2 separate regions of the Homo sapiens genome follow, and region 1 is linked to region 2. Evidence: chromatin contacts called from ENCODE Hi-C or POLR2A ChIA-PET data. All regions are on one chromosome and are shown on one strand. The core of a region is the stretch at or near the end of the contact, and the rest is flanking DNA. Distances in the headings are between cores, read along the strand shown. Region 1 has its middle 190 kb from the start of LINC02344. Region 2 has its middle 20 kb from the start of LINC02344.

The links. A loop is a pair of places that touch in the nucleus more often than their neighbours do. ChIA-PET counts read pairs that join two places held with the same protein, here RNA polymerase II (POLR2A). Pooled maps may share reads with other maps.
Region 1: a loop to region 2 is called in a map of chondrocyte, with 2.1 times the contacts of the local background. The contact joins two enhancer-like sites. A Hi-C loop is called at or near these places in 8 of 168 maps with a recorded cell type or tissue (IMR-90, PC-3, Right ventricle myocardium superior and 3 more), 1 of 37 single-sample maps with no recorded cell type and 3 of 50 pooled maps. POLR2A ChIA-PET finds 5 or more read pairs at or near these places in 2 of 52 experiments (GM12878 and activated CD8-positive, alpha-beta T cell).

The regions. Positions count from the first base shown.
Region 1 is chr13:33,523,023-33,526,616 of GRCh38, forward strand. It overlaps a transcript of STARD13 not described here. Among named protein-coding and RNA genes, the nearest start is that of LINC02344, 190 kb to the left of the region's middle. Within about 2 kb of position 1,268, at least 3 of the 41 ENCODE cell types and tissues checked have a DNase peak (open chromatin) inside an H3K27ac peak, as active enhancers do.
Region 2 is chr13:33,353,946-33,357,076 of GRCh38, forward strand. It overlaps a transcript of STARD13 not described here. Among named protein-coding and RNA genes, the nearest start is that of LINC02344, 20 kb to the left of the region's middle. Within about 2 kb of position 1,711, at least 2 of the 41 ENCODE cell types and tissues checked have a DNase peak (open chromatin) inside an H3K27ac peak, as active enhancers do.

The sequences.
Region 1 (3,594 bases), core at 18-2,517, 170 kb after region 2:
GCTGAATATTTTCCATTTGACTATCTGAAACTACTCTCTGCTTTTTTCCACCTTGTTCTGTGGGGCACAGTTTCTAAAGAATGGATCAACTTAGCTCCTTTCCTCCTGACTTCTCCATGGATTCAGCCAGCAGGAAGTCCCAGGAGGAGGTTAGAAGATGGGAGGAGGAAGAAATTGGGTATTTATTCCCTGAGCCTCTTCTTTGTCAGGCAGAAGTTTGGTTGTGGCTGTATTTCTCTGTGAAGGTCAAAGATCTTGCTGAGCCACCAACACTTTAGAATTGTTGATTTACCTTAACCCTGCCCATATCTTGCTGAGTAATTTCTTAAATTATCCCTTTCTAGGTAATTTTTAAAGTTTCTCTTGTTTACTGTCAGAAGGACACATGATGTTTGCCTTTCATATTTATTTGTAAAATTATTATTACCTTTTTACATTGTAAAGCAGACAAGGCATCATAAAATCAAGAACTATAAGCAACTGTATACAACCTTGCAAATTATTACTTAAAATCCTTCTATATCTAACACTGGTCAGGACTTATGAAGGCCTACTTTCAGATTCAATTTTTAAAAAGTGAAAAAAATTTAAAAGATTCAAAAAAGTTATAAATATAATGAAAAGTTGTAAAACGTCTATAGAAAAGGTTGGTCAATTTTTTCCTCATTAAAAATATACCCCAAAATGCAACAACAACAACAAAACTCTGTATATTATTTTGAGCTTGGTAGAACAAAGGCAATTTTCGAAACAAAGTGGATTGAATATTAGTAGCTGATGTTTTCTAGATGTGATTCCCACTCTTATGCCTCTTTTCTGGATCTCCGAACAGTGGGAGACAGACTAACCCGACAGGGAGACTTTTAAACATAGTTCAAGGAGATTTGCATTTGCAGCATAAGTTTTTACTAAAAATGAAGAGATGAATTGAAGTATGTACAATCCACTGCCATGGTTACAATGGACTAACCGTTTTACCTTCAGCAAGAGCATTTTTTTCTAATTTTATAAATATTAACAACTATATATGTTCTCATTACAAATTTTCTCATGTTGTAATGAAACACTAGTTAATGCTAATGTTAAGTTTGAAAAAACAAACAAGAAAAATAGATAATTTGTGAACACAGTGCTGTTTTTACCTTGGTGAATTACACCGTATGAACAGGGCAGGACACTCACACCAGGGGCATATGTAAGAAAACTAAAACTTACTTTAGTTTTTGGTTGAGTTCCAGTTGACATTTGGCTTGGCACACCATCAAGATTCTGGATGTTTGCAGTTTTAGTTCTACAAATTCCTTTCTTCTGATGATTTTTCTTAGGATTACTCTCCAGGTTTATAGAATCCTGTAAAAAAATTTTTTAAAGAGGTTTTTTTCATATATAAAGGACTATCCTTAGGCAATAGTTCAAGTTAATTAAAGACTGTTACATCAATAAAAATTTTTTTAAACTACAATCATTTTGAAAATTGACATAAAATGTAAGAATATTCTTAAATATTAATAATTTTTCCAAAGACATTTTTGGTTAGTGAGATCAGCCCCAGTAAAGCCTAAGGACTTGATAATGTAAGTTTATAAACTAAAAGTGATTGTAAACTCTCAAGATAAATTATAGAACTATATTGGCATTTTTTAAAACTTTAAAAACAAAACCAGAGGTATTTTATGTATTTATTATAATCTTTTATTTTTTAATTGACAAATTAAAATTGTATATATTTATGGTGTACGATATGATGTTTTAAAACATGTATACATTTTAAAATGGTTAAATCAAGCTAATTAACATATGCATGACCTCAAATACTTATTTTTGTGTGTGCGGTGGGACCACTTAAAATCTACTCTCGGCAATTTTCAAGTATGCAGTATATTAGTATTGATTGTAGTCACCAGGTTGTGCAGTACATCTCCTGAATTTATTCCTCCTGCCTAACCAAAATTTTGTATTCTTTGATCACCAAAAGTGTTTTATTTTAGTTTAGTTTTATTTCATGATTATTTTCTTAGAGACAGGGTCTCGCTCTGTCACCCAGGCTGGAGTGCGGTGGCATGATCATAGCTCACTGAAGCCTTAAACTCCCAGGCTAAAGCAATCCTCCTGCTTCAGCCTCCCCAGTAGCTGGTATTAAAGGCACTTGCCATTATACCTGGCTACATTTTTTTAGTTTTTGTAGAGACAGGGTCTCGCTACGTTGACCAGGCTGGTCTTGAACTCCTGGGCTCAAGTGATCCTCCTGCTTTGGCCTCCCAAAGCACTGAAATTATAGGAGTGAGTCACCCTGCCTGCCTCCAAATGTGTTTTTAAAACTGAAGTAATATTGAAAAACTGAAATAATAAAACGATGTTCATATAGAGCCACAATGGTCTTTTAAGCCTTATGATTTCAGACCATATGTGGTAATAGTGGAGAACAATTTATAAGATTATATTTCTGAAGGTTAACTATGCAAATAAAATTATTTAAAAATATTAATATATTAGTATAAAGAGAATCCTAAAATTTCTAAATACAATAAAAGTTCTTTTCAAGAAAGTTGGATGAATTTTTATCAAATTGAAGTAATAAGTTTGTCTTTACTAATTCCTCCCATTGCTTGGAAGTCTTCCACATCTCTCTATGTCCAAGTTATCTAGAAGCCTCTACTGCAATGTTCTGTCTTGGCATATTCCGTCTGGAGAAAGTATCAGATCTGCGGAAGCAGGAAAGGCTGGAGATGTAAATCTGTTATTTAACTAATTTTACTCATAGATTATCAGAGGTTGTTTTTGGTGGGAGGGGGAATGTAGAATAAACCTACTTGTACATGAATCTAGCACTGCCAAATACTAGCTACCTAACAGTGGACCTAAGTTCCTCAAATCTTAATTCGCCTGTAAAACAATACTTTTTGACATTTATTCAACACTTCCTTGTGCCTGGCAGATTTGGCATCTGCCAGAATGTGAGTACACAGGAGCATGCCAAGTCTGATGAGAATTTTTAAATGTGCTGCTTAAAAATTATATTTCTCTTGCTTACGATGTTGCTTATGATGACAATAACATGGTGATGATTATAGTAGCTAATATTTTCTGATAGTTACTGCTGTGTACTTTTTTTTTTTACAGGCGTGAGCCACTGTGGCCGGCAATAATTGTCACAATTATTAAACCATCCTTATGCTTGTGAGAGCAACTGTGCTTGGCTGTGACATGCAATTCCTTTCAATTCTATTGAATTTTGTTAGCTGGTGTTTTCTTTGGTATTTTTGCAGCCATATTCATTTATGCCCTGTGTTAATTTTTCTTTCAAGAAGATATTAGTTTCATAAAATAAATATGGAAGCTATGAATCCTTACAAATAAGTTATATTTGTAATATGTAGCTGAGCACTTAGCACAGCAACTGAAACAGGGTGAACACTCAATACATATTTGTTAAATGAAGACCGAATTGCTTATTTCCATGGCTTTCTCTGCGTGCTTCTTCCCTAGGACCCTAAGTTTTAGTTGACTTTTGTAGCCACCATACCAAGAGAGCAAAAGAGTAGTTAGGAATGCCAGCTGTGGAGCTAGAGTTCTGGGTTCAAAGCCAGGCTCTGA
Region 2 (3,131 bases), core at 461-2,960:
AGTAAATACTTGCAGAGTAAATGAATGATTCTACTCTAGGGCCATGTATTGTTTCCCTTCCGGATGGGTATCTCCAAAACTTTCCTTCCAAACCTGCTCTTTCATCTCTATTTCCTATGTGAGCCACCTGGTGCTACCACCCATCTAGTGACTGAGAGAGAAATCTAGAAGACATCTGAAACACCTCCATACATCCTATGCTGCTTCAATCTTCCCCCACTTCTCTATCTCCTGAGTAACTGATTTAGTTCAGGTTTTCTCTTTCCCTTCCCTGAATTTCAGCATAAAAAGAGTCCCATTTGAAAGCTCTTGGTCTCACTGCACTCTACGTCTTTATACATTAGCTGTTCTTGAATGCCCTTACCCTAATTTTTTTGTTCTTCACTCATCCTTCGAGATTCAACTCAGATGTACTCAGATGTCACCTCCTCCTTAATCCTTCTACAAATCCCAGTGGCTGGATGGATTCCTCTTCCATTGTGTTTCTTCCATGCTTTGGGGATACTGCCGGAGGAGCACTTATCAAAGAGCCAGAGTTCAGTGTCCTTACCTGTTTCTTCTCAGCTGTCCCTGCAGTCCTGAGTTCCTCCAGGTAGGACTAGCACAGAACTTTTATTTCTCAACCTCTTGTACCTTTTTCAGTGAACAGCACATAGTAGGAGTAGGATCATTTACTGACTGAATGACTATTCCTATAGTTTTAAATGACTGGTTACCACTAGGATCTGCTCCTTAGTCTAAGTGTAAATTTTAAGGATGCTTATGGTGATATTGCTTCATTCTCATTAATTATCACTCTTTTCTTATATAATATTTATTAATTTTAAATATACATACTGATAATTATAGTTTTTTAAACACAAAAATTGTAATAGAAACATTAAAAGTACCTGTAATATTACCAAAAAGAGAGCTGATAACATTTGAAAATTTTCCTTTTTATTTTTTTCCTTGCATATTAAAAAAACTTGGAAGAATTTTTATACCAAGTTTTTCATTTTTTTTCACTAAGCAGTAGATTGTGAGCATTTTTCCAATGTATTTTCTTTTAAAATGTAGTTTTTAATGAATATCTAAAATTCTGTGGGATAAACACACTATAATTTATTTTAAAGCTTTCACAATTTTGAATATTTTTCTCCAAATTTCTAAAATTACAAATAATCCTGCGATAAATAACTTTGACAAATGAAAAGATATATATTTTTTTCTCCTTCTCTTACTGCTATGTAATAAGACCCATCACCATTGCCTCTCACAACCACAGGCAATAAGCAGGACTTGCCACCCACCACCTACACATCTGAATGCCAACAACTCTGCAATTCCATTACATTTTTATCCCTTCCACTTCCCTCCCATGTTCAACTCTGATTCTGTGCCATCACCCCGTATGGAAGAGTGGAGAAGCACATTCCACGGTCTGCTTGCTGCGGTATTTTTTTGTTGGAACCCTTTGCTTGAGAATAGAGCCCAATTTCTAACTGTACCAGGCCAGGAATCCTTTGCCAAGAACCCATAGTCATGGTGCATTATTTCATGTTGCTTGCAGCTTTGCTGTGGGGAAATGCCTTCCTTGAGGAGACCCATTTTCCTTTGCTGCAGGGTAGAAGGGTGAAGAGCTCTCGCAACTCTCTCCCTGCAGCATGTTCCTTTCCCAGGAGAGATGGGATGTAGCAACTCTTCCTTTGGTGTATCCTTCGCTCCATTTCAGGGACATGCTGTTGGAGATTGTGAAATGCAATCTCATGTTACTTATTTCCTCATTTTAAAAGTGTTGCTGAAAGTTCTGGAGAAGCTGACTTTTCAAGCTGGGTCCTTGGATCACAGTCACCAATCTGTGCCTGCCCTGATTGGTCTATCTGTGTGTCCCATTGCCATGCTCTGAATCTGCCAGTCTTTGAATGCTAACAATTTTGATTGCTTTTCGGGTTTTGTTCTGTTAATTAAAAAAGCATCAGGCTCCACACTTTCTTGGAAGCAAAATTTAGTGTTAGCTGTAAGCTCTGCATTGCCAATTAATAACTTTGGCTGTGTTTCATATTTTCCTGATGTAGACTGGTAAATGCTTTGAATCTTCAGGCTCAATGTCATATCATGGTCATCAACTTTACAAATATCACAATTCCTTTCTATATTTTCATGTACACTTTGGGGGGACCATGATTACCATATGGGAGACGTTGGGTAAGTGTCTTACAAATTTCTGATGGCATTCACAGGCCATTGGATTGAAGACGTTTCCAGTGATTGAAATCATCTTGACATCACTTGTGCTATCCTTCAGACTGTCTGTTTTATAAAGGTTGAGTAAGTAATTTAGCTTACCACACAACCTCGCATTAGCATATCGATTTAGGTAATTTGTTATGACTGTCTTAGTATACATAGAGTAGTTTGAGACCTCAAACATACACTGTGAAGCATTCTTCCATTGCTACTGAGCTTCTTAAGGTCAATGAACACATCATCTGAAGAGCAGTGAAAGCCCCAGTCCCCAGCTCCCATAGGCAGTACAGGGAAGTGGCTGATGGCATAGACAGAGGAGGTAGCCAACTAGGTTCATACCATGGCTCCGCACCTACTAGCTGTGTAATCTCCATAAGTTACCCATTTTCTGAGTTCCTCAGCCTCAGCATCTATAAAATGGGGATTATAATAATGCTTCCCTCATAGGATTTTTGGCAAGGATCAAATGCAATAATACATGCAAAATATTTAGAATGATGCCTGGCATATAATGAGCATGCATTACATTTTAATTGCTATTGTTGTTGTTGCTACTATTTTGCCTAAACCATTTCTGCAATTCTCATGAGATTCCAGTCCAGCCAAATTCTGAATAGCCTCATGCTAAACAGCAAGAAGTCACTCATGAGAATTATAAACTAGCACTGGATGTGGGAGGTACGAGAATAGGATTCACATCTTAGCTCTGGGAATGATAAGGTGTAGGAGAGATAGAAGCTATTTAATATCCCTAAACATAGACTTCCTTATCTGTCAAATGCAGCAAAGAACTCTTTGTTCTACCTACCCTGCTCATACTTAAACTATATGTGAGAGTGTTTTATAATTCAAAGTGTCATCAAAATGAAAGGTATTGTAAATAATAGGAAAGTTTAGGGAAA